Linked DNA regions of Homo sapiens: region 1 is linked to region 2. The links are chromatin loops, found by intact Hi-C in ENCODE. Cell type or tissue: OCI-LY7. All regions are shown on one strand. Links, peaks and the distances in the headings refer to the core of each region. The heading gives the core; the rest is flanking DNA.

Evidence for each region. Peaks named below come from ENCODE experiments on the same cell type or tissue, not always from the same donor. Only the 100,000 strongest peaks of a DNase experiment are listed, where the experiment ranks them.
Region 1: it touches region 2 in a loop (8-fold over the local background); 2 of 110 quality-filtered maps call a loop at or near these places.

Annotation. Positions count from the first base shown.
Region 1 is chr12:94,823,011-94,838,999 of GRCh38, reverse strand. MIR492 (microRNA 492) reads right to left here and starts at 4,602; the gene lies at 4,487-4,602. It also overlaps the pseudogene KRT19P2. RefSeq lists enhancers at 4,200-4,699, 4,700-5,201, 7,372-7,581, 7,592-7,801, 7,952-8,001. In OCI-LY7, for the core only: no CTCF peak of the experiment used is centred there; DNase peaks (open chromatin) are centred at 7,359, 7,809 and 8,529; H3K4me3 peaks cover 1,921 bases; H3K27ac peaks cover 4,156 bases.
Region 2 is chr12:94,762,312-94,778,300 of GRCh38, reverse strand. No RefSeq gene overlaps it. Among named protein-coding and RNA genes, the nearest start is that of MIR492, 64 kb to the left of the region's middle. RefSeq lists enhancers at 7,221-7,780, 15,353-15,412 and a silencer at 15,733-15,782. In OCI-LY7, for the core only: no CTCF peak of the experiment used is centred there; DNase peaks (open chromatin) are centred at 8,350, 9,060, 9,360, 9,670 and 1 weaker place; H3K4me3 peaks cover 2,683 bases; H3K27ac peaks cover 4,065 bases.

The DNA of each region.
Region 1 (15,989 bases), core at 3,220-11,219, 62 kb before region 2:
TTGACACTTTTGAAGAGTCGTGTTCAGGCATTTTATAGAATGTTCTTCCATTTGGGTTTGTCTAGTGTCTTCTCAGGATTAGACTGAGGTTATGGACTTTGGGGACAAATACGATTCAGGTGATACGCTGTTCTCACTGCGTCCTTTGAAGGAGTACATGATGTCAAGATGGCTTGGTACTGGTGATGTCTCATGTCTGCTAGGTTTCACTACTGTAAGGTTACTGTCTTTCCCTTTCCATCATTGATTAAGTAGAGAGGAATCACCAAGTCCAGCCCATACTCAGGGCATGGGGGGATTAAGTTCCACCTCATGGAGGAGTATCAAAGAGTCTGTGGACATATTTTAAAACCACCACAGTAATTAATATTTGTATTAGTATTCAGCTAGGAGATATTTTAAGGTTGTGCAGATAATGTTTCTCCATAAAGTTTCACACATTAATTTTATCTTCATCAGTGGATCTTGTTAAAGCAGTTATTACTATGGTGTTTAATCATGATTTCTTCTTTTCTTTCTTAAAAAAAAATTTATAAACTGTAAAGTTCTGTATTAATGTCCATAATCCTGCTGTCACCGAAAGTGCAACAGCTGATCATTCCCAGGAAGACTGAAGGCCATAATTTTTTTTAGGGCAAACATTTCTGCTCCAGTGAAATACAGGTGATTTTCTATTTTCCTAATTCTTTCTATAATTATTAATTGGAATTCTTTTGTAAGGAAGATCTGTCCCTTTTGCTATATTTACTTAGTCACTTATTTATTTCAGTATAGGCTCACAGATATTTGTTTTATTCTATGATCTTATACTACTATCCCCCCTTTTTTCCCTCTAATTTGTTCCAGCTTTGGCTATTGGGAACTCCTTCAGTTTGGCTTATACGTCCATTTGACATGCCCCATCTTTCTTCTTTTTTCCTTTTCTCACCCTTTCCTTTTTAAAAAAAGCACCTCCTTTGCTTTCTGGCATTCTAAGATGTCCAGGTTCATCTTGTATTTTCCTTGCTGCAGTTCTTGAGCCAGCCATTTCTTCAAGGAACACTGGTCTCTTGGAGGTCATCTGGAGGATGGTATTTAGAAACCAAGATCCAGATACTAAGTGTGCTTGTTGCTGTAGGGACATCACAGCTTCAAGGCCGCCTGAGTGGAAAAAGCTAGGAAATATATGTGACATGTACACCCATATATAGTGTGTGTGTGTGTGTGTGTGTATATATAATGTATATACACACACATCCCTATATTTCTGTATCTGTGTGTGTGTATAAAACAATGCCGGCCAGGCATGGTGGCTCATGCCTGTAATCCCAGCACTTTGGGAGGCCGAGGCGGGCGGATCACGAGGTCAGGAGTTCGAGACCAGCCTGGTCAATATGGTGAAACCCCATTTCTACTAAAAATACAAAAAAATTAGCCAGACATGGTGGCGCACACCTGTAGTCCCAGCTATTCAGGAGGTTGAGGTAGGAGAATCGCTTGAACCCGGGAGGAGGAGGTTGCAGTGAGCCGAGATTGCGCCACTGACTCCAGCCTGGGAGACAGAGTGAGACTCTGTCTCAGAAAAATACAAAAAACAAACGAACAAAAATCAATGCCATGAGTCATACTGATATTGCGACATCACTTTTACTCAGTAACTTTTTGGAGAACATGATTTTAAATTTTATTTTTTTTTAATGAGAATAAACTTATACAGTTGACCTATTAGGATGGCATTTGGCCACAAGCAAAAGAAGAGTTATCCAACAGTACTGTAAACAAGCAGGGGTCCACATTCCTCACAGTCATCCTTGGAATAAGTGGAGGCTGGCCTGGGCACAGAGACCAGGACAGTGTTAGTGCTCAGGGCTGAGATCCTCTTGGCCTTCCTGGCTCTTTCCCCATGGCGGCAGATGGCTGCTATAGCAGCACTAAAGGCAGTGGAAGGGTCAAAAGGCTTCTTTTGTGTGATATGGTTTGGATATTTGTCCCCGCCCAAATCTCATGTTGAAATCTAATCCCCAGTGTTGGAGGTGGGGCCTGGTGGGAGGTGTTTGGGTCATGGGGCAGATCCCTCATGTCTTGGTGCTGTCCTTGATATAGTGAGTGATAGTGAGTGAGTTCTCAGGAGATCTGGTTGTTTAAGTTTGTGGCACCTCTGCCCCAACTCACTCTTGCTCCTTCATTCGCCATGCCATGTGACATGCCTGTTCCCATTTTGCCTTCTGCCATGAGTAAAAGCTCCCTGAGGCCTCCCTGGAAGCTGTGCTCAGGATGCTGGTGCCATGCATGTACAGCCTGCAGAACAGTGAGCCAGTTAAAACTCTTCTCTTTATAAATTACCCAGTGTCAGGTATTCCTTTATAGCAGTGCACGAATGGCCTAATACGCTTTGCATAAACCTATGTCTTTTTTTTTTTTTTTTTTTTTGAGATGGAGTTTTGCTCTTGTCGCCCAGGCTAGAGTGCAGTAGCATGATCTCGGCTCACTGAAACCTCTGCCTCCCAGGTTCAAGCGATTCTTCTGCCTCAGCCTCCCGAGTAGCTGGGATTACAAGCATGTGCCACCATGCCCGGCTAATTTTTGTATTTTTAGTAGAGACGGGGTTTCACCACGTTGGCCAGTCTGGTCTTGAACTCCTGACCTCAGGTGATCCGCCTGCCTCAGCCTCCCAAAGTGCTGGGATTACAGGTGTGAACCACCGCACCTGGCCAAACCTATGTCTTTTTATTGGGAAAGGAAAGTTTCCCTGCTGACCTCCCTGTTTAGTGAGAACCGAGTTATTCTTGCCTTTGACTTGTCACTGGCCAAAGAGAAGGAGAAAACCAAAGAAAAGGTTGAATCCCATCATCATTCACTTTCTGAGGCTGAGAGAGGGACCTGTCCTCCCTCAGATTGGGCTCAAAGGGGACAGAAAGGGCTGCTGGGTGTGCACATATAGGGTGGCCTAGGATGTAGACTTCTTAGGAACTTTTAAAGATAGGAGATACTTAATGCTTACCTTCCAGAAGGAGAAATGGAGACACAGAAAGGTTAATGTACTGGCCAAAAGTCACAGAGTATGTGCTGGAGCCAGGGTTGGAAGCCAAGGAGTGTGGTTCCAGAGTCTGTAGACACACGCTAGCCACAGGCACGTTGGATACAGTACACTCTGGGATCTGGACCTGCAGGAATGCAGGCCCGTGTTGAAAAGGTGCCAACCCCTCTGGCTCATTGTGGGTCCTGGCAATCCACATTGCAGGGTCACCTTTTTTTTTTTTTTTTTTGAGACGGAGTCTCGCTCTGTCGCCCAGGCTGGAGTGCAGTGGCGGGATCTCGGCTCACTGCAAGCTCCGCCTCCTGGGTTCATGCCATTCTCCTGCCTCAGCCTCCCAAGTAGCTGGGACTACAGGCGCCCGCCACTACGCCCGGCTAATTTTTTGTATTTTTAGTAGAGACGGGGTTTCACCGTTTTAGCCGGGATGGTCTCGATCTCCTGACCTCGTGATCCGCCCGCCTCGGCCTCCCAAAGTGCTGGGATTACAAGCGTGAGCCACCGCGCCTGGCCCAGGGTCACCTTTTTGACTGAGATGTTTTCTGTTATAGTTGTCCCTTAGGCAATGTGAAGAGGCACCCCTGTCCATTACACCGTAATTTGACTTGGCCTTCTGGATCATTTTATGTGTTGACATTTGCCCAAGAGGAGCCTGGGGATTAGACTGGAACTTTTCTTTGCTCTTGTTTTTTTTTTTTTTTCTTCCCTTGAGCCATAAAATTTTGCTGGCAGGTCAGGGGAAGAACCAGGGGTAAGGGTCTCTTCCTTCCCATCCTCCTACCCAGGAGACGTGCTTTGAGGAGAGCAGAGGCCCCAGAGCCTGCAGCCTCAGAGGACCTTGGAGGTGGACAGGTTGTTGTAATGATCTTCCTGGCCCTCAAGCAGGCTGCGATAGGTGGCGATCTCCTGCTCCAGGAGCCGCTGGTACTCCTGATTCTGCCACTCACCATCAGCTCGCACATCGCCCAGCTGGGCTTCAATACTGCTGATCAGTGCCTGGATCTGCACCAGCTGGGCTCCAAAGCATGCCTCTGTTTCTGCCAGTGTGCCTTCTAAGGGAGCTTTCACGCTGAGCTGCGAGTGCAGCTCAATCTCAAGACCCTGGAGGGTGCACTGCAGGTCAGTGACCTCAGACCTGCTTATCTGGAGCTGCTCTATGTGGCCAGTGACCTCCTGGTTCAGTTCCTCAGTCCAGCTGGTGAACCAGGCTTCAGCATCCTTCCAGTTCTGCTTGGCCATGATCTCATATTGGCTTTGCCTGTCACTCAGGATCTTGGCAGGTCCGAGCTGAATCCACCCTCACATGGACCTGGTCTCCCACTTGGCCCCTCAGGGCATTGATTTCCTCCTCATGCTTCTTCTTCAGGTAGGCCAGCTCTTCCTTCAGGCCTTTGATCTGTGCCTCCAGATCAGTCCTGGCCAGGGTCACCTCATCCAGCACCCAAACACTCAAACCAAACTTGGTTCAGAAGTCATCTGCAGCCAGTTGAGCATTGTTGATCTGCAGGACAATCCTGGCGTTCTCAATGGTGGCACCAAGAATCTTGTCCCGCAGGTCCTCGATGGTCCTGTAGTAGTGGCTGTAGTTGTGGGAGGGCCTGTGCCCCTGCTTCTGGTACTAGTCACGGAGCTTCACCTCCAGCTTGCTGTTGGCTGCCTCCAGGGCGTGCACCTTGTCCAGGTAGGAGGCCAGGCAGTTGTTGAGGTTATGCATGGTGAGCTTCTCGTTGCCCGCAAGCAATCCGTTGGACCCAGACAGGATGCCGCTGTAGCCCCCCGAAGGAGGACAAGGACACGCCGCGGCTGCTGGAGCCCCTGTGCCTGCTGGGGGACTGGAACTTTTCTAGTGAGCAGTAGAGACTGCAGTCCAGCTCGTAGGCAGCCACAGTGCTGAAGGAAGGAGCAGCCATTAGGATAGTTATGTGCTTGTCCTGGCTCTGTCACTACAAAGATTTGTGACCTCAGGCAAGGTCCCGAATCAGATGGTCTTAAGACAGTGTATCATTTCATCTGACTTTGATGGGCACAGACATACAGTCCCCCTTTTTCTGTCTCATTTCCCTCATCTGTGAAATAGGGGAACTGGAGGGATAATCTGGATAAACCTTAACATGCTTGTCAGAGGAAAGTGGGGCCCTGAACAAGAGCTGGGAGGCCCCCAGTACTTCTCTCTGCTATCTGTTCTGTGTCTTCTGTCCACTCCTTCATATGAGCTACAAGGAATCTCTGCAAAAGAGGTGAGGTGGGAACTCAAACTGAGAGGAGTGGAGACTGAGGACAAGCCAGGAAGATACGTGCCGAGAAAGATGCCAGGTGAACTCGATCTTAGACCCCACGGCGGCGTTCTCTCTGGGCCCTGGCTAGTGTCAGTCAGTGATCTCAGAGTCAGCAGATCTATTTCTCGCATCTGGATGCCAAAAAGCAGGAAATCCCTGGTCTTGGCTGGGATCAGGGGATAATCTCAGATGTGAAGGATAGGGCAGCAAGCCCTCAGATGGGCTTCCAGGCAAGTCTTGTCCCCAGTGGGAGCCCATAATTCCTTTTTTCAGCCACTTGGATCTTTTGCTTTTTAGTTTTGGTGACTGATCTTCTGTTCCAGCCAGGGAAAAAAAATTATCTGCGCAGAGGCTTGCTCCAGGATTCTCTTTCTTCTTCTTCTTCTTTTAACTAGGGACTGCTGATGTCGTCACTTCTGTTTTATTTTCTTTTGGAATTTATTCCTATTTTACAGAGTCCTTCCCTGGCCTGATGCTCTCAGGCATAAGCTTCGTGGTTAAGCTTCCCCCTTCCCCCTAAGTCTTGTTCTCTTCCCAGACACAGGCACTTCCCCCTTGGCTGTCTGAGTAAACACAGCCCCTGCCTCTTGGGATTCTACCTAATAGCCCTTTTGCCATTTGAGGCCTGGCCTGGTATCAAGTTTCTTCTTTTAAAAAACAGCCTTGGGCTGGGCGCTGCGGCTCTGCCTGTGAGCACTTCGGGAGACGGAGGCAGGCAGATGGCTCTGGGTCCAGGGGTTTAAGGCCCGCCTGGGCAACATGATGAAACCTCATCTCTTCAAAAATACAAAAATTAGCTGGGTGTGGTGGCATGCACTTGTGGTTCCAGCTATGGGTGGTGGGGGCTCTGGAGCAGGAGGATTGCTTCTGAGCCTGGGAGGTGGAGATTGCGGTGAGCTGTGATCGCACAACTGCATTCCAGCCTGGGTAACAGTGAAACCCTGTCTCAAAAAAATAAAAATAAAAATAAAAAAATAAAAACAGCCTTTAAAACCCACATTTATTTTGATTTCTAAAGCAATATATGTCTGTTGTGGAAAATTTGGGAAATAAAAGTAATAAAGAAGACAATAAAGATCAACCTTAATCCCAGTGCCCAGAGAATTAATGTTTCATGCATTTTATTTCACTTTCTTCTGGAAGTATGTATATACATGTGGGTATGAATATTTAACATAGTTGGAGCCATACTGTACCTAATGGTTTATAATACGTTTTGCTTTTATGTTCTCACTAACCCCTGTGGATATGACCCTAGACATGTCTTTGAATTTTTTGAAGTTAAATTATGCTCTACTTATTTAGTGACCATACACTCACTTTCTACCTTTTTTTCCTATCATCCCTTCTTTACTCTCATTCCCCTGTCTGTTTTAGGATGATGATGAGGAGGAGGAGGATGATCAGTCATATAGAAACTCTCGGTATTGATACATTCATGCTTGGAGTGCTCTGTAATGTTGATGCTGTTATTATCCTCTTATTAATGGAAGAGAAAACAGAAGTTAAGGAAATTGCCCAGGTTACGTGCCCTAGTAAGGGACAGAACTGGATTTGAACTTTGACACTAGCTGCAGAGTCTGGACTAGCCTCCCTTGATATTCTTCTTGTGAGCGCTTCTTTTCTGGGTCGAAGATAGCCTGATAGCATTTTCCAGATTTTGTGGATAAAGCTGGGTGTTAGTCTTGGCCTGGCCACTTCCATCCTCTGTGGCCTTTAGTAAGTTATTTCACCTCTCTAGATCCCTGTGGGCCTTTTTGGGTCTCAGGGTCTATGACTTTCTAGTGGAAAGAAAACAACAGAGACAACTTTCAAGGACAGGCCCAGAATGATAGGAATATCATTGTCTACTTGATTTCAGGGACACTTACATTTGGCTCTAAAAGACATTTCTGTGAGGAAGTTGGTTTTCTCCACACTTTACTAAGGCAGGAGCTAGGTGGTGCCCAGGAGAAGTCCCCACAGGGGCTGTGAGGTTTTCTTGGATGCTAAGTTAGAGCGGTCCTCATGAAGGGTAAGCCCCATGACATATTTCCCTTGAGTGTGCTGAGGTCACAGGGCTTCTGTGGCTCACCAGCAAGTGTGGGGAGTGAAGAGCATGTGTCCCTCCCTGGCACAGGCACCCGGCCCCCTGCCGTGTTGTGGTATCTCTTCCCAGATGATCTTTGAGGTGTGTGGCTGGAAGAATGCTCCAGTCAGCTAAAGTGGGGTTCTTTAGTCGCAGTGTGTGCTGGTGGGCGAGTGAGGTGGGCTGGGCAAGCCAGAGGTGACTGCTCTGCTTTTCCTGACATCAGTGATGGGGTTGTCTTGCTTGGTGCACAGGTATTTTTCCAGGGTTCTGTCCTTCCACTCACTGACCAGAAAAAGAAAAAGAGAACAAGAAGACGCTTGTCTTACAAAATAGAAAGTTTACCCCATGCAGTTTCCCTTCCCTTTTCATATAGATGTTACAAAGCAAAAACACACACCCACAATGAGGGGTTTTTGAACTTGGCTGGGTTTCAGCTGTCACCCAGGAAGCAGTCAGCACTGTACGTGGCCCGTTGCTTTACTCTGCAGGTGTTGGTGATTCTCGGGTGCAAGGCCTGGCAATTGTGTTCCTGTGCCAGGTCCTCTGCACATGGCTTTCTTTGTTTAGTGTTATTTCCCCTGTTTGCCAGGCTTCTCTGAGGAGATGCTGACATTTTTTCTTTGTCCAGTTCTCCTATCCTAGAAACAAACAAAAACTGCACCTTTTAAAAATGTTTTTTTCCTATGGTTGAATTGGAAAATATCTTGCTTTAGCCAGGGAATAGCACAGCTTTTGTTCTGTTAGTGAAATGATCCAGGGATTTTATTTCAAAGTATAAGGTCCCTAAGATAAGGAATGAGGGTTATAAGGGAACATGGTTATGTTTGGGCAGTCAATTAAATTGAATATAGCAGTGATGAAGCACTAAATGTACATTAGGAACATACACATATCAGTCAAGTTTTCAAGTCTCCCAAGGAAACTACAGTCATAGTGATGGTAATGATGATGTGTTGATAATAAAAAAATAACATCGGCATTTGTTGAGTATTTACCATGTGCTGTTAATAGATAGTGTGCTAGTTTAAAACAACTCTGTAGTATGTATTAATTTTTTGTATCAGAACAAGAAACTGAAACTCAGTCTAAGTAACATGCTAAAGTCAGCTAGTAAGTAGGAGTGCTGGGTTTTACACACAGATTGAGTCCACAGTTCCAACCCTTAACCTCCAGGCAAACTGCCTGCAAAATCATATTTTAACAGATGTGGGGCCGGGCATGGTGGCTCATGCCTGTAATTGCAGCACTTTGGGCCAAGGTGAGTGGATCGTTTCAGGTCAGGAGTTTGAGACCAGCCTGGCCAACATGATGAAACCCTGTCTCTACTAAAAATGCAAAAATTAGCTGGGCATGGTGGCAGGCGCCTGTAATCCCAACTACTTCGGAGGCTGAGGCAGGAGAATTGCTTGAACCCAGGAGTCGGAGGTTGCAGTGAGCTGAGATTGTGCCACTGCATTCCAGCCTGGATGACAGAGCAACACTCTGTCTCAGAAATTAATAATAATTAAAAAAAGAGATCTGGGTATTTTAGCTTTAATTAAAAAAATAATAAAGAGAGATAGAGTCTTGCTATGTTTCCCAGGCTGATCTCAAACTCCTGGGCTCAAGCGTTTTTCCTGCCTTGGCCTCCAGAGTAGCTGGGACTACAGGTGTGCACCATCGTGCCTGGCTTATAGCTTTAAATTTTGAGATACCTGAAGAAAGTGCTTTTGATAAATAAAATTGAAGAAGAAGGAAATGTATTCTTTCTCTCCATTTTGTTTCTATCTTTGGATTGCCTGTGACTCATCATGAATATGACTGGAAGATCTGCCCTCTGAACTGAGCCCATAACTTTACTGAGGTATAATTTACATATCTAAAGTCCATCCATTGTAAATACATTGATTTTTAGTGAATTTGTAGAGTTGTGCAATCATCTCCGTAATCCATGTTTATAGAACATGCCCATTACAGCACAAGGTGGCCTTGTGCCCACTTGCAGTTAGTCTCTTCTCCCACCCCCAGTCCTGGGCAACCACTAATCCACTTTCTATCTTCATACATTTGCTTTTGCTAGAAATTTCATATAAGTGGAATGATTTAATATAGGGTTTTGTGACGGGCTTTTTCTCCCTTAGCATGTTTTTGACCCTTTTCACTGTTGTAATGTACATTGGTAGTTCCTTTTTGTTGCTGAGTATCTCATTATATGGATATACAACATCTTGTTAACTCATTCACCAGTTGATGTTCGTTTGAGTTGTTTCTACATTTTGGCTATTATGAATAATGCTGCTATAATCATTTGTATGCAAGTTTTTGTGTAGACAAATGTTTTTATTTCTCTTGGGTAGACACCTAGAATTGCAATTCCTGGGACATATGGTAGATGTATATTTAACCTTTTGAAAAGCTGTTACAGTGCCTTCCACGGTGACTGTACCATTTAACCTTCCCATCTCTGGGGTATGAGGGGGTTCCAGTTGCTCCACATCCCATTCTACACTTGATATTGTCTGTCGTTTTGACTATAGCCATTCTGGTGGGTGTGTAGTAGTATCTCATTGTGGTTTTAATTTGCATTTCTGTAATGACTAATGATATTGAGCATTTTTGCGTGTGCTTATTAGCTGTTTATATATATATTTTATTATACTTTAAGTTCTAGGGTACATGTGGACAATGTGCAGGTTTGTTACATATGTATACAGGTGCCATGTTGGTGTGCTGCACCCATTAACTCATCATTTACATTAGGTCTATCTCTTAATGCTATCCCTCCCTCCTCCCGCCACCCCATGACAGGCCCTGGTGTGTGATGTTCCCCACCCTGTGTCCAAGTGTTCTCATTGTTCAGTTCCCACCTGTGAGTGAGAACATGCGGTGTTTGGTTTTCTGTCCTTGCGATTGTTTGCTCAGAATGATGGTTTCAAGCTTCATCCATGTCACTACAAAGGGCATGAACTCATCCTTTTTTATGGCTGCATAGTATTCCATGGTGTATATGTGCCACATTTTCTTAATCCAGTCTATCATTGATGGACATTTGGGTTGGTTCCAGGTCTTTGCTATTGTGAATAGTGCCACAGTAAACATATGTGTGCATGTGTCTTTATAGCAGCATGATTTATAATCCTTTGCATATTTATAGCAGCATGATTTATAATCCTTTGCGTATATACCCAGTAATGCGATGGCTGGGTCAAATGGTATTTCTAGTTCTAGATCCTTGAGGAATCGCCACACTGTCTTCCACAGTGGTTGAACTAGTTTACAGTCCCACCAACAGTGTAAAAGTGTTCCTATTTCTCCACATCCTCTCCAGCACCTGTTGTTTCCTGACTTTTTTGGTCCATATGAACAGTTAGAATGACTTCGCCATTCTAACTGGTGTGAGCTGGTATCTCATTGTGGTTTTGATTTGCATTTCTCTGATGACCAGTGATGATGAGCATTTTTTCACGTGTCTGTTGGCTGCATAAATGTCTTCTTTTGAGAAGTGTCTGTTCTTGTCCTTTGCCCACTTTTTGTTGGGGTTGTTTGATTTTTTTCTTGTAAATTTGTTTAAGTTATTTGTAGATTCTGGATATTAGCCCTTTGTCAGATGGGTAGGTTGTACAAATTTTCTCCCATTCTGTAGGTTGCCTGTTCACTCTGATGGTAGTTTCTTTTGCTGTGCAGAAGTTCTTTAGTTTAATTAGATCCCGTTTGTCAATTTTGTCTTTTGTTGCCATTGCTTTTGGTGTTTTAGTCATGAAGTCCTTGCCTATGCCTATGTCCTGAATGGTAATGCCTAGGTTTTCTTCTAGGGTTTTTATGGTTTTAGGTCTAACATTTAAGTCTTTAATCCATCTTGCATTAATTTTTGTATAAGGTGTAAGGAAGGGATCCAGTTTCAGCTTTCTACATATGGCTAGCCAGTTTTCCCAGCACCATTTATTAAACGGGAATCCTTTCCCCATTTCTTGTTTTTGTCAGGTTTGTCAAAGATCAGATGGTTGTAGATGTGTGGTATTATTTCTGAGGACTCCGTTCTGTTCCATTGGTCTATCTCTCTGTTTTGGTACCAGTATCATGCTGTTTTGGTTACTGTAGCCTTTGGTTACTGTAGCCTTGTAGTATAGTTTGAAGTAGTATAGTAGTGTGATGCCTCCAGCTTTGTTCTTTTGGCTTAGGATTGTCTTGGCAATGTGGGCTCTTTTTTGGTTCCATATGAACTTTAAAGTAGTTTTTTTCCAATTCTGTGAAGAAAGTCATTGGTAGCTTGATGGGGATGGCATTGAATCTATAAATTACCTTGGGCAGTATGGCCATTTTCACAATATTGATTCTTCCTGTCCATGAGCATGGAATGTTCTTCCATTTGTTTGTGTCCTCTTTTATTTTGTTGAGCAGTGGTTTGTAGTTCTCCTTGAAGAGGTCCTTCACATCCCTTGTAAGTTGGATTCCTAGGTATTTTATTCTCTTTGAAGCAATTGTGAATGGGAGTTCACTCATGATTTGGCTCTCTGTCTGTTATTGGTGTATAGGAATGCTTATTTTTGCACATTGATTTTGTGTCCTGAGACTTTGCTGAAGTTGCTTATCAACTTAAGAAGATTTTGGATTGAGACGATGGAGTTTTCTAAATATACAATCATGTCATCTGCAAACAGGGACAATTTGACTTCCTCTTTTCCTAATTGAATAACCTTTATTTCTTTCTCCTGCCTGATTGCCGTGGCCAGAACTTCCAACACTATGTTGAATAGGAGTGGTGAGAAAGGGCATCCCTGTGTTGTGGCAGTTTTCAAAGGGAATACTTCCAGTTTTTGCCCATTCCATATGATATTGCCTGTGGGTTTGTCATAAATAGCTCTTGTTATTTTGAGATACGTCCCATCAATACCTAGTTTATTGAGAGTTTTTAGCATGAAGGGCTGTTGAATTTTGTCAAAGGCCTTTTCTGCATCTATTGAGATAATCATGTGGTTTTTGTCTTTGGTTCTGTTTATATGATGGATTACATTTGTTGATTTGCGTATGTTGAACCAGCCTTGCATCCCAGGGATGAAGCCCACTTGATCATGGTGGATAAGCTTTTTGATGTGCTGCTGGATTCCGTTTGCCAGTATTTTATTGAGGATTTTTGCATCGATGTTCATCAGGGATATTGGTCTAAAATTCTCTTTTTTTGTTGTGTCTCTGCCAGGCTTTGGTGTCAGGATGATGCTGGCCTCATAAAATGAGTTAGGGAGGATTCCCTCTTTTTCTATTGATTAGAATAGTTTCAGAAGGAATGGTACCAGCTCCTCTTTGTACCTGTGGTAGAATTCGGCTGTGAATCCGTCTGGTCCTGGACATTTTTTGGTTGGTAGGCTATTAATTATTGCTTCAATTTCAGAGCCTGTTATTGGTCTATTCAGAGATTCAACTTCTTCCTGGTTTAGTCTTGAGAGGGTGTGTGGGTGCAGGAATTTATCCATTTCTTCTAGATTTTCTAGTTTATTTGCATAGAGGTGTTTATAGTATTCTCTGATGGTAGTTTGTATTTCTGTGGGATCGGTGGTGAGATCCCCTTTATCATTTTTTATTGCATCTATTTGATTCTTCTCTCCTTTCTTCTTTATTAGTCTTGCTAGCGGTTTATCAATTTTGTTGATCTTTTCCAAAAACCAGCTCCTGGAGTCATTGATTTTTTTTTGAAGGGTTTTTTGTGTCTCTATCTCCTTCAGTTCTGCTCTGATCTTAGTTATTTCTTGCCTTCTGCTAGCTTTTGAATATGTTTGCTCTTGCTTCTCTAGTTCTTTTAATTGTGATGTTAGGGTACCCATTTTAGATCTTTCCTGCTTTCTCTTGTGGGCATTTAGTGCTATAAATTTCCCTCTACACACTGCTTTAAATGTGTCCCAGAGATTCTGGTATGTTGTGTCTTTGTTCTCATTGGTTTCAAAGAACATCTTTATTTCTGCCTTCATTTCGTTATGTACCCAGTAGTCATTCAGGAGCAGGTTGTCCAGTTTCCATGTAGTTGAGTGGTTTTGAGTGAGTTTCTTAATCCTGAGTTGTAGTTTGATTGCACTGTGGTCTGAGAGACAGTTTGTTATAATTTCTATGCTTTTACATTTGCTGAGGAGTGCTTTACTTCTAACTATGTGGTCAATTTTGGAATAAGTGTGATGTGGTGCTAAGAAGAATGTATATTCTGTTGATTTGGGGTGGAGAGTTCTGTAGATGTCTATTAGGTCCGCTTTGTGCAGAGCTGAGTTCAAGTCCTGGATATCCTTGTTAACTTTCTGTCTCGTGGATCTGTCTAACATTGACAGTGGGGTGTTAAAGTCTCCCATTATTATTGTGTGGGAGTCTAAGTCTCTTTGTAGGTCTCTAGGGACTTGCTTTATGAATCTGGGTGCTCCTGTATTGGGTGCATATATATTTAGGATAGTTAGCTCTTCTTGTTGAATTGATCCCTTTACCATTATGTAATGGCCTTCTTTGTCTCTTTTGATCTTTGTTGGTTTAAAGTCTGTTTTATCAGAGACTAGGATTGCAGCCCCTGCTTTTTTTTGTTTTCCATTTGCTTGGTAGATCTTCCTCCATCCCTTATTTTGAGCCTATATGTGTCTCTGCACATGAGATGGGTTTCCTGAATACAGCACACTGATGGGTCTTGACTCTTTATCCAGTTTGCCTGTCTGTGTCTTTTAATTGGAGCATTTAGCCCATTTACATTTAAGGTTAATATTGTTATGTGTGAATTTGATCCTGTCATTATGATGTTAGCTGGTTATTTTGCTCGTTACTTGATGCAGTTTCTTCCTAGCCTCGATAGTCTTTAAAATTTGGCATGTTTTTGCAGTGTCTGGTACTGGCTGTTCCTTTCCATGTTTAGTGCTTTCTTCAGGAGCTCTTGTAGGGCAGGCCTGGTGGTGACAAAATCTCTCAGCATTTGCTTGTCTGTAAAGTATTTTATTTCTCCTTCACTTATGAAGCTTAGTTTGGCTGGATATGAAATTTTGGGTTGAAAATTCTTTTCTTTAAGAATGTTGAATATTGACCCCCACTCTCTTCTGGCTTGTAGAGTTTCTGCTGAGAGATCTGCTGTTAGTCTGATGGGCTTCCCTTTGTGGGTAACCTGACATTTCTCTCTGGCTGCCCTTAACATTTTTTCCTTCATTTTCAACTTTGGTGAATCTGACAATTATGTGTCTTGGAGCTGCTCTTCTCGAGGAGTATCTCTGTGGTGTTCTCTGTATTTCCTGAATTTGAATGTTGGCCTGCCTTGCTAGGTTGGGGAAGTTCTCCTGGATAATGTCCTGAGGAGTATTTTCCAACTTGGGTTCCATTCTCCCTGTCACTTTCAGGTACACCAATCAGACATAGATTTGGTCTTTTCACATAGTCCCATATTTCTTGGAGGCTTTGTTTGTTTCTTTTTACTCTTTTTTCTCTAAACTTCTCTTCTCACTTCATTTCATTCATTTGATCTTCAGTCACTAATACCCTTTCTTCCAGTTGATTGAATCGGCTACTGAAGCTTGTGCATGCATCACATAGTTCTTGTGCCATGGTTTTCAGCTCCATCAGGTCATTTAAGCTTTTATCTACGCATTTATTCTAGTTAGCCATTCGTCTAATCTTTTTTCAAAGTTTTTAGTTTCTTTGTGATGGGTTTGAACATCCTCCTTTAGCTCAGAGAAGTTTGTTATTACCAATCGTCTGAAGCCTACTTCTGTCAGCTTGTCAAAGTCATTCTCCGTCCAGCTTTGTTCCATTGCTGGCGAGGAGCTGCGTTCCTTTGGTGGAGAAGAGGCGCTCTGATTTTTAGAATTTTCAGCTTTTCTGCTCTGGTTTCTCCCCATCTTTGTGGTTTTATCTACCTTTGGTCTTTGATGATGGTGACGTACAGATGGGGTTTTGGTGTGGATGTCCTTTCTGTTTGTTAGTTTTCTTTCTAACAGTGAGGACCCTCAGCTGCAGGTCTGTTGGAGTTTGCTGGAGGTCCACTCCAACCCTGTTTGCCTGGGTATCACCAGCGGAGGCTGCAGAACAGCAAATATTACAGAACAGCAAATATTCCTTCCTCTGGAAGCTTTGTCTCAGAGGGGCACCTGGCTGTATGAGGTGTCAGTCGGCCCCCTACTGGAAGGTGTCTCCCAGTTAGGCTACTTGGAGGTCAGGGACCCACTTGAGGAGGCAGTCTGTCCGTTCTCACATCTCAAACTCCGTGCTGGGAGAACCACTACTCTCTTCAATGCTGTCAGACAGGGACGTGTAAGTCTGCAGAAGTTTCTGCTGCTTTTTGTTCAGCTATGCCCTGCCCCCAGAGGTGGTGTCTACAGTGGCAGGCAGGCCTCCTTGAGCTGCAGTGGGCTCCACCCAGTTCGAGTTTCTGGGCCGCTTTGTTTACCTACTCAGGCTTAAGCAATGGCAGATGCCCCTCCCCTAGCCTTGCTGCTACCTTGCAGTTCGATCTTAGACTGCTGTGCTGGCAGTGAGCAAGGCTCCGTGGGCTTGGGACCCTCCGAGCCAGGCGTGGGATAAAATCTCCTGGTGTGCTGTTTGCTAAGACCATTGGAAAAGCGCAGTATTAGGGTGGGAGTGTCCCGATTTTCCAGGTGCTATCTGTCACGGCTTCCCTTGGCTAGGAAAGGGAATTCCCCGACCC
Region 2 (15,989 bases), core at 4,825-12,824:
CCTCTCTCTCTCTTCCTTCTTCCCTCCTTTCTACTCTGCCATTCCTGGATTTTTCCCCCCTCATCTTCTCTGCCTGCCCCAATCTGCTCTTTCCTGAAAATTTCTCTTATCTGACCTCACACAGGGGCCGGCGGAAGGATCTTCTCCTTCTGTTAGTTTCCTGCTCAGTGCTGGTTTCCTGCTTGGTCATTTGCTTGTGGAATTATTTGTTAGCTTCCCCCCGCATGTGCATCTGATTGCTCCCTGGAATGTATGTCCCCTGAATTTAGCATGAGACTACAGAACTGGTAGATGTCAGTAACTGTTGATTTTCTACACCCGAGAGACATGCTTTTGATGGAAACAAGCCAGTAAACCCAAATCTTTTCTTCCTTGGGGATATGTAATCACCCAAGCAGTAAAGGTAGTTACAGACTTTTAGAACAGGAAAGAACCTCAGGGAGTTACTCTTTATTGCATGTAACAGGTCATTTATATACTTTATATCTTTTCTTTCTCATAATAATATTAAAAGGTAAATATGGCCACCTGCATATCATGAGCAAGGAGGCTAAGGCTCAGAGATGTTAATTCTCTTGCCCAAGGTAACTCATCTTGAAGTAGTAGAAGGGCTTCTCTTTGTCTTCAAAATCCATGTTCTACTATTTTATTCTGCTTCTTAAGGGAAATGAAGCTTTGATCATCACTAGAATACCATTTAGGGTAAGAAAGCTGAAAGAGTCAACATTAAGTAAAAAAAAAAAAGAATCATGAAGTGGCAGTTCTTTACAGTGTAGAAACAGCTAAGGCATGGCCACTGAGCAAGTATTAGATGGCTACCATCTAATGCCAAACCAGTGTTTTGCTAAGATGCCAAAGGAGAGAGGGGCTTCATCCTTAAATGGCACGAAAAAACCCTGAAACCCATACAGCAAACAGGTTTGAATAACACAGCAGCAAGTATACAGCCTCTGGGGCCAGACTGTGGGTTTGGATCCCAGCTCTCCTACTTAATTAGCTGTGGGACCTTGGGCAGCTTCCTTATCCATCCCCCTGTATCTCAGTTTCTGCATTTGTAAAACATGGGGGTGTTATAGAACCTGCCCCTCAGGGTAGTGGTGAAAAACAAAAGCGATGATACCCAAAAGGACTTAGAGCAGTGCCTGGCATAGAATAAGGCTCACTGAGTGGTGGCGTTGGTTATTGAGGCTGAGGAAAGTATTGCACAGCGAGAACTTAAAAACAATTCCAGCTGCTTGACAAGGGCCAGAAGTTGATGGCCTTGAATCAGTGACAGAAGCCTGATGGGTGCGTGATGGTGTCTCTCCTGACTCCACGGAGGGTCCATCTGAGGTTCCCCGACATGTATATATCTAGGAATGTGTCCAGTGGAGGCAGGCTTTTAAGGTCAGACCTTACCCTGTAATGATGAATAACAATTCTCTTTGACTAAGAGATGGGCTTGAGACGCCAAGGGGTTTTGTTATTAAAAGTAAATAGCAACATGCTCTATTCTTCCTCCAAGAATCCAGAATAAATTGATTTCCTAGGCAGGGTTTGTGACTAAGTACCGAGTCTCTCACACTGTTCTCTGAAAGGTCCCAGTTAAGCCCCTGAGAGGCATGAATAGTTGATGAAGGTTTTATATTTGGACCCTTAATAAAACTGGGCTTGGCAGCTTTTAGAAAAGTGCTTCAGTTATTAAATGGGTAAGGCTGTGTGGGCCTAAAGGTACCTGTTTGGCTGGCAAGGTATTCAGGAGCATCAGGGAGTATTTCCCTGATGGGATGCTACAGGACCAGATCTGGAAAGGGAATTTTAACCTGTTTCTGACTGCAGGGTTCTGACCAAGCTTGGGCAATAGCTCCCTGCTGGAAAATGGGTATGAGGGACCACAGCAGTCATCTAATCTACTGGCATTTGGCCATGTAATATGGGAATTGACAATTATTCTTTCATCAGTGTGTTTCAGGTACCTTCTTATGTACCTTCTAATGCATATTGGTTTTCCTGTTCTTAAAGGCCCAAGAACTGTGCTGCTGGAAACAACCTCAGCCTTGCTGGTCATGAGCTTGTGTTGCTCTGTGGTTTGAGACGTGAGGCTTGATTAGGAGATAAAAGCCATGTGGGGATGATTTTCCCACCCTTTGCTCCAGAGAGGGTCCTTACCAACCTTTACACCTCTCCTGGGGTCCCTTTCCCTAGAATTCCAAGGAGTCCCCCAGTGGCTCCCCTGTGCCTAATTTCTGGGATTTGGAAAAGCTGCTGTTGAATAGGGCTATTGCTATGCACACACACACACACACACACACACACACACGTGGTTTCAGAAAGACGGAATTCAGGAGCCATGGGAAGCCGCTGCCATGGCTCCTTCCCGGGACTTACCGCCTCTGAAATGCTGCTGGGATTCGGGAAACAGCAGCTCTCTGTGTTTCTCCATGTCTGATCTGAGTGATGAGGTCCCTCCCCTTTCCCTGGAGAGCGAAGGGATGGGAAGTTAGGGAAGTTGAAGGAGGGAGAGAAGGTGCAGTGATTTACCATTTGCTTTCTGAACAGTGTTCAAGATAAAACCATACATTGAGATGCAGAAAATGAACACATGTTCTTTAATTTTACTCCTAATGGCTAACTTCATGTCTTAGTCCCTATCATGCATTAATGATAGTTGACATTCGTTGAGCTCTTACGTTTCTCATTAAACCCTCACAACCTTGTAAGAAATTACTAGTACCCCTATCTTTACAAAAAGGAAACCACACCTGAGAAAGATGAATTTTCCCAAGGTGTCGCAGCTGGTTATAGATGGCGCTTGGGTTTCAGCCCAGGCCCCACCGCAGCGCTTTCCGTTCAGTGGCGATGCTGGGCTGGCTCTGGGCTTTGCTGTCTATCTTTTTCTCCACAGTGCAAATGCTGCCTTCGATATGTTAAGACCATTTCATGGTTTGTATTTTGCATTGGTAAGGTCATGTGAATTGATTTTTTTGACATTCAGCTTTCTATGCTAGGAAGTTCATTTTATCTAATTTATCTAGGCTCTGAAAAGGAAGAGCCTTCCTTTTTTGAACAGAGCACAGAATGTTCAGAAGTCTGGGACATGCCAAGGAGAGCCCTGAAGGAGAATTTCTGGTGGAAACAGCTTACCTAGGAGACCCTGCTCTTCCTTTTCTCCCCTCTGTGCTCCCTCCCTTTGATCCCTGCAACCATCCCCACTTCCTCTGGTCCACCAGAGATTCTAATTCCCACCTGTCTTTGTAGCCCAAACCCCTTTCTTAAGGCATATCTAATAAGTAAATTGACATTTTCAAAGGAATTTTTGCTCAAAGGCAGGGAAAACAATAAAAAGAGTTAATAACCAAAAAGTATTTTTAAACTTCATGTTTCTCTTCCTAAAACTATGAATTTTACCAAGCCGCCAACCTCTTTTCCTAAAAGTATTACACCATGGCTAGGTGTGGTAGCTCACACCTGTAATGCAGAACTTTGAACTTTGGGAGGCTGAGGCAGGAGGAGCACTTGAGGCCAGAAGTTTGACAACAGCCAGGGCAACATAGTGAGACCCCATCTTATAAAAAAAAAAAACTTAGCTGGTGTGGTGGCACACACTTGTAGTCCTAGCTACTTAGAAGGCTGAGGCAGGAAGATCACTGGAGCTCAGGAGCCCGAAGCCACAGTGAGCTGGGAACGTACCACTGCACTCCAGCCTGGGTAACAGAGTGAGACCCTGTCTAAAAAAAAAAAAAAAAATTCCACTTATGCACTTGGTAGATGAGCAACCTCCTTTGCCTGGTTTGTGGATACCATCTTATTTTTTCAACACTCAAGAGCTAGTTTATTTACTACCCACTACTTTTTGAAACACAAACCTTTTTCTCCAGATAGGATCCCCCTACTCAATTCTAGTTTCCAGTCTGAGCTAGAGTGATGGTTTTAGCACATGACCACAAATTCTCCACCATTTGAAAGATGGAGCCTAATTCTCTTCCCCTTAACATGGGCTGTACTTGAAGACTCATTTCTAATTAATAGAAAGTTAAAGGAGTGATATTGCTAGACTTTGGAGACTAGATTGTAAAAGGCATTGTGGCTTCTATTTTGCCCTCTCTTAGATTACTAGCTCTTGGGGAAGCCACCTGCCATACGGCTTCACACTCAACCCTATGGAGAGGCCCACATGGCAAGGAAACTGAGGCTTTCTGCCAACAGCTATGTGAGTGGGGTATCTTGGAAGTAGATTGTGCAGCCCCAGTCAAGCCTTCAGATGAACACAGCCCTGATTGGCATCTGAACTGCAAATCTGAGTGATCCTGAACCAGAACAACCCACCTAAGCTGTCTCTGAATTCTTGACCCACAGAAACTTTGAGATAAAGGATATTTGTTGTTTTAGACTACTAAGTTTTTGGGATAATTTGTTATGTAGCAATAGATACTCAATAGAAGATGTGCACCTATTTTTCAAGTGACATTTGGGACAATGACTGTTATATGCTAGTTTTTAACTCTAATCCAGATTGTTCTTCTCTTGTTTAGGACCTTATGAGCTGGGTAAACTAAACTCTCAAAGCCTCAGTTTCTTCCTCTGTAAAATGGAGATAATAGATTCCCCCTCAATGAGTTTTTTTTTTTTTTTTTTTTGTAGTTGTTGTTGTTGTTGTTTTTGAGACAGGGTCTTGCTCTGTCACCCAGGCTGGAGTGCAGTGACGGAATCTCAGCTCACTGCACGCTCTGCCTCCCGGGTTCAAGTGATCCTCCCGCCTCAGCCTCCTGAGTAGCTGGGACTACTGGCGCGTACCACCGTGCCTGTCTAATTTTTGTGTTTTTAGTAGAGATATGGTTTCCCCATGTTGGCCAGGCTGGTCTCAAACTCCTGACCTCAGGTGATCTGCCTGCCTTGACCTCCCAAAATGCTGTAATCAATGAATTGTTATTAGTACTGCGTTCATAGTAGGCCACTCAATAAATGGATAACTGTTAGTATTATTAATATATTTTCAATTAGCATAAGTCTTGTTTCATCTCAGTTTTTCTGAATTCCTTCTTTTCTCACCTCCTTGAGAAGCCTGGTAAAGCACTTCTGTAACCCAGTGGGCACAGGCCTCTGTTAGCTGTTGTGATAGAGTGCTTGTGGATCTCCCTGGTTGACAGTAAGCTTCATGAGAATGGGGAGGAACATACTGTTTTTGTTTCCGTAGTGTCTAACACCAAATAAATGAATAAATGAATTATATAGCTCCTTCTGCTGTATTTGCACATAAGCTGTTATTGGCATTCAGTGTTACTAAAATGGTTAACTCTTATCTCCAGCCAAAGAAGATGTGCATTAAAAAACAAAAATGCATTGGAGAGTCTATTGTTCATTTTGTTCTCTGTCTTTCCAGCCCAGAAAATCTATGATTTTACTGTCAATTTGTGTAGGCAGACAATAGTTCTCACTTCCATATATATATATTTTTTTTTTACCATATAGGGCCCACTTTAGCATATAAGGGCCATTTCAGGGAAAATGTTGCTGTGAGAACGTCTTCACAATAGCTGGAATATAAGTTGATTATTCAAGACATTTTAATTTTAAAATTGTAATAAACATTTATTGAACACAAATTCTCAGATGGAGGGTATTAGACATTTTTCTCTAGAGTTGGAAGGCAGCATAGAACAGGCAAAGGGAATGAAGTTGTTTCTGACTTAAGACCAAATCCAGATCCCAGAATTTACAAGCTATATAGCTGCCCAGCTGTGGCCCCAGCTGTTTCTTCCCTGAGTGTCCATTTGCTCTACTCCATGTGGATGACAATGAAGAACATCAGAGAATACTCCTCACCCTGCCCTCTCCCTGCCCAGGCTTCCATGAATCTTTTCATCGTCTGTTCCCTCTCTTTGGTGTCTGTGTATTCACCAGATGTTTAATAGGTATTTACCATATGTCAAGCAATGCTGGGCACAGGGCTGTACCAACAAACAAGACCTGGTCCTATTCCCTGAGGGCTCCCTGAGGGCTGACAAGCTGGGATCTGCACATGGGGTGAGTGGGTAGCAGGCAGCTCTTTAACATGGCATTATGGGGTTAAATTTCTCCTAGCACAAATTCTGGGTCAGATTGAGCCCCTGGTGATTGTCTCTTTCCAGTTGGTAGGCTCGGATGCTGTGGAGTGGTCCAGTGTGGGGTTTACTCTCAGTTTTGCTTTGCTAAGGGAAATCTGGGACTTGTTATTCTGCGGTTACATCATTAATTAGTGATACTTGCAGCAGTAAACATCATGTCAGCTAAAATTAGTAATTCTGCCACCTCTTCTGCTGAAGCTAAATGGGAGGGAGAGCTGGATCTGGTGGGATGTGCGCCCAACATTCCCAAACCAAAGGCAAAAGGACGTTCAGCAAGGTTTAGCAGGGAAGAAGGACTGTGCTCAGGTGCGCATGTAAACTGGGCAGGAGAGCTCTTGAAACAGGAAAAAGACAACTTGTTCATGTTGCTCAATGTTTTTCCTGGTAATCCTTGACAAAATTCATGCAGTTCATCTATCCATACACAAGGAGTGCCTGCTATATATCGGGAGTAATACAGAAGTAAAAGAAAGGGCTCGCAAGAAATCTGTGATCTAATTAAAAAGATAGATTATAGTGTTATAGATTTTTAAAAAATATTAGCATCCATTGTTGGTAAAGGGAAAAGGAGATGAACATCTTTAAACACTGATGCTGGGAGTATTAATTGATGCAGTTGTTCTAGAGATCAATTTAGCAATACTTACAAATGCTCTAATTTGTATTTCAATTTGTCAAGCAAGTCCACTTATGGGAATCTATCTGGAGAAACTAATAATGGAAATGTGCATAAGCACGCAAGAATGTTTATTGTTATTTTTTATGGTAGCCAAGAAGAAAAGGAAACAAGTGAAATGTCCCGTAATGTGGTGTTATTGACAACCTTGTCTGGCCGTACAATGGAATGCAATGCAGCCTTGAAACAACGCATTTTAGAAGAGAGTTAAGTGACCTATGAAATATTAATGCCACATTGTTAAATGAAAAGAGTAGATCACAAATCAATAAGAATCCCATGACTCCAATTTTGCATAATATGTGCATAAAAACAATGTCAACAGTGGCTATTTCTAGGCTCTTTGAATCTTCAAATTTGTGTTTGTTGTGGATTCCCAAATTTTCTACAGTGAACACATACTGCCTTTGTAGTTATAAAAAGCCGTTGACAATAGAAAGTAATAAAAGTGCAGTTTGGCTAAAGGCCTCGGCCAAGTGCCTGAGAGCCCAAGAGTGGAGCTCAGCAGAAACAAGGCTGTTCTTTTTCTCATGTGTGCGTGTGTGCATTATTTCATTCAACAAATACCTGTTGTGTTTGCAGGCATATGTTAATCCACGCATCACACAACCATGGAGCACTTACCATTGCCAGAGGCTGTGCTGAGGGCTGTAGGTACAGAAGCCTCAGCTCCACAGATGAGGAGCCGATTGTCATGGAGCGTCTCTTCTGTTGGAAAGAAACACAAGCAGATAAACAAACAAGAGAATTGTAGATAGTACCAAATGTTTTGAGGAACATAGCCAGGGTATTTTAATAGAGAGTGACTGGGCAGTCAGGGGTGATCTCTGAGGAGTTCACAGCTATGGAAAGACCAGGAAGAAAAATAAACATGAAAATGCCCTGAAGTAGGCACCTGCTTGGCTTTTGAAGGAGAAAGAAAATAAGTCAAGTGTGTCTAGAGCCTGGGGGAGTGAGGCTCCCACCTACATCTCTAACCTGATCATGTGTCTTGCTCCCCCAGGCTACCTACAGCCCCCATATAGTGTTATTGTCAGGATTAACTGAGATAATACACAGTGCCTGACAAATTAAACCAGCCTTAAACATTTTTGTGAGGTAATCAGGAAAAGTGGAGCACAAACGGGTTATTTGGCTGTATCAAGGATTTATTATCAATTTTTTAGGCATTATGACATTTGAATGTTTATGTTAAACAAAGGTCCTTATCTTTTAGAGGTACATGTTAAACTACTCATGAATAAAATGTTATAATGTTCAGGATTGACTTCAAAATTACCCATGGGGAGGGAGGCAGTGGCTGGGGGGATGACCCTAAGTTAATGATTAATAAAGCTGTACTCTGGTTACATGGAATCCATTTTAACATTCTCTCTTTTGTATGTTAGAAATTTTTATGATAAGAAGTTTCAAGTTCACACATCAATAAAAGTTTGGTGGAAGATGAGCCCACAGTAAATATCTCTTAAGTCTTCTTACTTCTGGAGATGCAAACCCACAAGCAAACTCTCCCTTTTCTGTGACATTCACTATTCCGCCTTTCTCGGATGTTAAGCTTCCTTGCAGAGGCTATTTTGAGGTGTGTGTCAATGCATGGGGCCATCTGTCATGAAGGAGTGGCCGAACGTTTTGCTGTCACAGCAGCAGAGGATGTTTTACTTAATGACTTTTAAATTATGCTTTGCATTTTCTAAGATAGTGTCTTCTGTGGGGAATAAGCTCACTGGATAGCACAGTTTGCTTTTAAATTGGGTCCAAGCCTTTTCAAAACATTAGATTAGAGTCTCACCTAAACTGTCTTTCAGGAAAGGCAAAGGATATGTATAGGGGAAGAAAGGCAGTAGGCCGAGAAACATGAATGGCCTCAGTTTTCTTTCAGCCTTCTCCTTAACAAGCTACATGGCTTTGGACATGTCATTTAGCTTCTCTGAGCTTCAGTTTCCACATGTAAGGAATAAGAGAATTGGACTAATTTCTCTGGTCCCTTCCAATTCTAAAAATCTCCTTCTTACTGATAACTTTCTCACTAAATATATTCATGTTCACTGGAGAAAATCAGGAACATGTGGAAAAGGCAAAGACAGAAATAAAAATCACCTTCGCTCTACCACCCAGAAGATAACTATTTTCAGTGCCTGTATATGTTATTCTTCTTAAGAATCAAATTCATGCAACATATTTTGTTGAACAACTAATCGGTACGTTGCATCAACCATTGAAGGAACGTAAAGATAAGCAGATGTGGTCTCTTCCCTCAGGAGTTGGTAATTTTATGGCCAGCACAGTTTCCTGCTGCTTTACATAAGGGGCACTCCCCATGAGAGAGAACCTTGCGTCCGGCACTACACTCTGCTGAGTTTTAATGCTGTTTGCATTGTTATTACACCCGTATTTGAAAACTTTTTTTGAATATTATTTCTTCCGATTATGTGCAGAGGTAGAGCTCTTATGGGCAGGCTAATGCGTAAAGGGTAGAATTTTCCAAGAAAAGCAACAGATGCTCTTAAACCAGACTTTCTTTATTATATTCATTTTCTTTGGCTGCCTGCCTCTAACATATCAGCACTGATGCGGAGAAGCAACTTGTCTGCTTTGAATTTCACCTGCTGCCCTTGGGCCACACACAGCCTCCTCTGATGAAGCCTAATGGGCAATGCTGCAGTCAGGGAGCTGGAAGGCCGGCAGAGGAGGAGAAGGCTTTAGGTGCAACGGGGGGAATCCGGAAGCTAGCCCTCCTTCCCTGGGACAATTCACTTTGCAACAGGAGGCAGCAAGAAAACCTAGAAATCTGGCGAAAGTGGTGAAAGAGCACTGAAGGGAGGGAGGAGAGAGGAAAGGGTGGGGATGTGGAGAGACCAACTTATTTGGTTGAAATGTGCATATATTTGGCTGAAATGTGCATTCAGCGTGTCAGGGCTGCTGTATTATTCATGAAGCTCTCATGTGTCTTTTTCCACACCAGTTTCAAAGAGGAGATGTGTGATCCGAGCCTGGCAGAGTGCCCTGCTTACACAGCACCACCCCAGTACCCTGCCCTCACTTCAGGGGAATCTGGGTCTGTAGCCACAGCAGTCAAGAGTGGGGATTTTGCATTATTCTCACCTTCCCTGAATGTAGCATTCCTGTACCCACAAATGGAACATCAGTTCAAATAGTAAATATTGTATTTAAATTTTCTATCACAAACTTTGGGCATGTCTTTGAGTTTAGCATAGATGAATGTTCGCCATCATTCCATTATTTGAAAAAGTTCCTTAGCGCCCCCTCCCTCCCCTCTACGAATGGAATTTGCCTTCCAAGGTGCAGGAAAGAGACATGAAAGAAGAAATAAATATTTTTGATGGCATGCATTTGAGAATTTCCTAGTTCTCAAGGAATTCAGGCCTGACCATAACTTATTGGGTGTTTTCCAGAAAGGCAGTTAGAAACAAAGAATATGCAGAGAAGGAAATTCAAGTCCCATAACACAAATGGACATTGGAAAATCTGCCTTCCTCTTTTTTTTGTTTTTGTTTGTTTGTTTGAGAGGAGTTTCGCTCTTGTTGCCCGGGCTGGAGTGCAATAGCACAATCTCAGCTGGCTGCAACCTCTCTCCCGGGTTCAAGCAATTCTCCTGCCCCAGCCTCCCAAGTGGCTGGGATTATAGGTGCCCACCACCACGCCCAGCTAATTTTATATTTTTAGTAGAGATGGGGTTTCACCATGTTGGCCAGACTAGTCATGAACTCCTGACCTCAGGTGATCCACCCGCCTCGGCCTCCCAAAGTGCTAGGATTACAGGTGGGAGCCACTGCTCCCAGCCACCCTTCCTTTTAAGAGGGACACAGACAACAGGGAGCATGGGAACTTTGACGGTGTTCATCCTGGAAGGGAAAGTTCTGGAATAACACTTGGCCATCTCCAGATACTTGGAGGCTGTCACATGGAGGAGGAATTAAACTTCCTCTGCACATGATGCAAAAGTGTTGAACTGATTTATTAGTGTGTGAAAACAACAGACAGATTTTTCTTTAGGAAACATTTATAGGGTGATATACAAAGATGGAAGATCTTTCCACAGAGAACTAGAAAGTTTCTGGTCCCTTTAGGCAAAGGTTAGGAGACTGCTTCCCCCCCGCCACCCCTGTCCCACCCCCTGCCCACTGATTCCACCCTCCTCTTGCTTGCTGCCCTCTCAGCACATATCTTTCTTCCAGTTCCCCAAAGGAACCAAACCTTTTCTACATCATTACCTCTGTGTGGAGGTTACCCACCCTTTCAACATGCTAAAGTTTGTTTACCTTTAGGCTTCAGTTTAATTGTTACATCCTCCTATCTATATGTCTTTACTGGCCCCTTACCTAAAGACGGTCTTACTGTGAAACCATGCCATAACGTCTCGTATTTTTCCTTTACAACACTTACCAAATTGGGCTGGGCATGGTGGCTCACACCTATAATCCCAGCATTTTGGGAGGCTGATGCAGGCAGATTGCTTGAGGTCAGGTGTTCGAGACCAGCCTGGCCAACATGGTGAAACCCCATCTCTACTAGAAATACAAAGAATTAGCTGGGCGTGGTGGCACACAACCATAGTACCAGCTACTCAGGAGGCTGAGGCAGGAGAATCACTTGGACCTGGGAAGCGGAGGTTGCAGTGAGCCAAGATTGTGTCACTGCACTCCAGCCTGGGCAACAGAGCAAGATTCCATCTCAAAACAAACAAAACCACTTACCAAATTGATGCATATAGACACACACATATATATAATATGTATATCAGATATATGCACACAGTATGCTTACATGTATGTAAAACAACACAAATATACACAAATATAATTTGTGTAACCATTTGTTTAATGTATGTTTCACCACTGGAAGGTTTGCAAGAAATACCATGCCTGTTTTATTCATTCCTTCTTCTGTTGTGTACAGTGCTCGGAGTGTAGTAGATGCTCAATAAATGTGTCAAATGGCTGGATGAATTAGCAATATTCATGCACCAAAGTATCATGATTCTTGTTACTCTAAGAGTGGGATATGAACCACTGGAGATGACTTTAGATGTGACCTGAGTCTAGCACTGGATAATATTGTATCACCTTGAGTGAAAGTACTTTTATTTTCAATTTACTTTCAATCCCTCTGATGTTATTAAAGAGAAAAGCATGGTTTGATGATGGTCTTTAATCACTGCTGACCACTTGCCAGCCTCCCTGGTCTACACAGTGAGATCAGGCCTCAGCCAGCAACACTGTCTAACTGGACTTCAATAACATGTTTTGTTTCTATTGCATTATTCATAGGTTACCTTTTATTTGTGACACATGATATTGATTTTTCTTTTATGGAAGTGACACAAAGTCTCCTTTTAAAACAAAACTATATAAGTAAAAATGTGAGTATATTTAAGAGAAATATTAAGGAAATAGTAGTACAGTTATGATATATTAGTGGTTCTTGAATTACTGAAATTTTGGTTTTTGAAGTGTTTGAAGTTTTGGAACTACCTAGAAGGTCACTAGAGTCCAAGATGCACTCCTGAGTCCATCCCCAAACTAGTGCAGGACCATGACAAAGTAAATGCAATGAAGTGAGTTTCTCCCAAAGCTAAGTTGGTTCATTGTCATTCTGATAGCATGTTCTTTTTTGAGATTAAAGTATCTTTTCCCCAAATAGATGATGATTTTTAAAAATTGCCCCCAAATCTGGCTGGGCATGGTGGCTCATGCCTGTAAGCCCAGCACTTTGGGAGGTTGAGGTGGGTGGATCACTGGAGGTCGGGAGTTCAAGAGCAGCCTGGCCAACATGGTGAAACCCCGTCTCTACTAAAAATACAAAAATTAGCCAGGCATGGTGATGTGTGCCTGTAATCCCAGCTACTTGGGAGGTTGAGGCACGAGAATCTCTTGAACCTGGGAGGCGGAGATTGCAGTGAGCCAAGATTGTGCCACTGCACTCCAGCCTGGCAATAGAATGAGACTCCGTCTGGAAAAAAAAAAAAAAAAGTTGCCAGTAAAATCTTGTTTGCCTCCTGTGTGAATAATATGAGAGCAGTTGGTCCCACTCTTGTGTGTGTGCGTGTGTGTGTGTGTGTGTGTGTGTGTGTGTGTGTGTTGGTCCCCAGTGCAAATGCAGATGTGTCATGCATACTACCCTAAAGTAAAAAGCATTTGTGTGTTGTTTTCCCTTTATTTCAAATAGGGATTGCAAGTATCATATTTATAAAAAAAAAGATTGTGAAAATAATTTCTAGATATGGTGAGCACTGTATAAGGGATGTCATAGGAGAACGAGATGGTTGGGGGAGTAGAGGGTACTAGGGGGAGGGTGTTTCTGTAGTAGTTTCTTCCATTGGAGACAGAATAGGGATGGGAGGGGTCTGAGGGCAGTGGCTCCTAGATGGCAGGATGAGCATTTGGGGGGCAGCAGCCTCCCCATTTTCTGAGATAGGTGGTGTCAGAGGTTGGGCAAGGAGGAGAACAGGGGTTGGCAGAGGAGAGACAGGCAGGTCATCTGTGGAGGGATCCACACTTCAAGTGCTGCTGGACACAGGGAGGCTCCTGTGCCCCAGGCATCAGCCTGGAAAGAAGTTAGCCTGTTGCAACATTGTCGTAACTGCTGCCTTTCTCGCTGTTTGTGTCTGTGCCGAGTTTGCTTTGCTTATAGAACCCAAACTGCGGTTGGACTCTTAGGTCCCCATTAGAAATTTAGCAGAAATCATAAGACCAGAGAGATTATGGCCTTACTGATTGCATCAGTTTTGGCAACTGCCTAATTAGAAGCATCCAAAGAACGAGACCTTTAAAATGACTTATACTTGTTATAACCCATGATCAGCCTTTGGCTTCTCATTTGAAGCTGCTGCCTGCGGTGGCATCATAGTTAGATACTTACTGTATCTAACTGATACATAGCAGGGACTATGATTTTCTCTCAGACTTAAACCATGGTCAGCAGAACTATATTTTGCTTTTGAAAATCAGAACTCTTTCAAGGTAACATGCTTCAAGAGGAGTGATCTTCTCCCCTCCCTAAAATCCAGATGTTATACTTCGAAGTTAAAAACAACTGGAAACTGAAAAGTCTAACTGCAAGCCGCCTTCTCTGCTGTTAAGCAGTCAGCGTTCACCTACAATGGTCTTTCTCTGTTTTTGCCAGTAGGTGGTGACAGTGCTGTCTGTGCAGTTTACTTAAGTCTCTTGTTATTTATTTATTATTTAAATAATACCTCTCTCTCTCTCTCTCTCTCTCTCTCTCTCTCTCTCTCTCTCTCCGTCTCTCTCTCTCTCTCTCTCTCTCTGTCTCTCTCTCTCTCAACAGAGTCTTGCTCTGTTGCCCAGGCTGGTGTACAGTGGTGGGATCTCATCTCACTGCAACCTCCACCTCCCGGGTTCAAGAGATTCTCCTGCCTTAGGCTCCCAAGTAGCTGGGATTACAGGGACCTGCCACCACACCCCGCTAATTTTTTTTGTATTTTTAGTAGATACAGGGTTCCACCATGTTGGCCAGACTGGTTTTGAACTCCTGACCTCAAGTGACCCACCCACCTTGTACAAATACATACATATTATAGGAAGAATTAGAAAACAGATAAGCACAAAGGGAGTTGGGGGGTGGGGGTTGGAATTGTATAATCCCACCATCTGTAGATAATCACTGCTGAAGTTCAGGCATACACAGCCTTTGTGGTAAACTGACCTAAGCCAGTTTAGTGGTTCACAGCTAATAGGTTATGTATGGTTGATACCAGGAGCCTCCAGTGATGACAGATCTCTACTCCACAACCTCTGTAAGGGTGAAAGGAGAAAGCAAGAGCAGTTCTCAAACCAATCCTGCTACGGGGACAAACATGCATGACCAAGCAGGCACACAGCCTGTGCTGTAAACTGCGCTGGAGAGGCCCAAGCTCCCAGCTTTCAGCCGCTTAGACAAACACCTTGCATGAAAGGCTCTCCTGTGGCCTGTGCAGCAGCAGTGTTGTAGCCATAGCATTGAGCTAACTTTACTTAGAGTCACGCAGGCCACAGAATCCTCCATAACGTAAGACTGGAGGGATGGAGGCTGCTGGCGTTGCTGAATTCTCACACCCTGGTCATAAGAAGGCGGAGTGGCCTGTACAGCATTTCCAGCTGATCCATATACAGCAAGTCCTCAAATGATGTCATTTCAATCGGTGTCATTTCATGATCACCTTGATGAGAAAGTCTGTTCCTGGCTGGGGCCCCTGTCTGTGTGGAGTTTGCACATCCTCCCACATCTGCATGGGTTTTCTCCAGGTCTCCCAATTTCCTCCTACATCGCAGAGATGTACATGTTTGGTTAACTGGCATGTGGTCCCAGCCTGAGTGAGAGAGAGAGAGCGTGTGTGTGTGTGTGTGTGTGGCAGGGGTGTGTGTGGTGGGGGTGTGGGTCTGAGTGCACCCTGCTAGGGGATGTATCCTGTCCAGGATGGGTCCCAATGTTGCAGCCTCAGCTGCCGGGACAGGCTCCAGCTACCCTTGACCCTGAAACAGGAATAACTGGGCAAATAATTATCTTCCTTGTGTTTATTAACCTTACTTAAATGTATGTATAGCTCACATGTATTTCAGTGTTTAATATTATAAATGTTTTGGTTTTTATTTAGAAGTTTTGTGATTTTTTTTGTGATCAGAAATATGCCATAAGAACTTAGCTCTTGTTGATCTCAATTAGCCTGTGGCAAAATCAGTTTCACTATATGTTGTTTCACTGAAAGTTGCAGTTTCCTGTTGATGACATGAAGTGAGCCCTTACTGCACTGTCGTGCATTGCTTAACAACAGGGATATGGTCTGAGAAATGTATCGTTAGTCAATTTTGTCATTGTGTAAACATCATAGTGTACTTATACAAACCTAGATGGCATAGCCTACTACACACCTACACTATATGCTGTAGCCTGTTGCTCCTAGGCTAAAAACCAATACAAAGTGTTACCATACTGAATAGGCAGTTGTAACATGGTGGTATTTGTGTATTTACACATATCTAAACAGAAAAGGTACAGTAAAAACACAGTGGGTTATAAAAGATTAAAAATGGCACACCTGTATAGGGCATTTACCATGAAGGGAGTTTATAGGACTGGAAGTTGCCCTGGGTGAATCAGTGAGTGGTAAGTGAATGTGACCACTCACACAAGTGTAAACTTTAAACGCTGTATACTAAGACTACACTATATTCATTTAAAATTTTTTCTTTAATAATAAACCTTAACTTACTGTA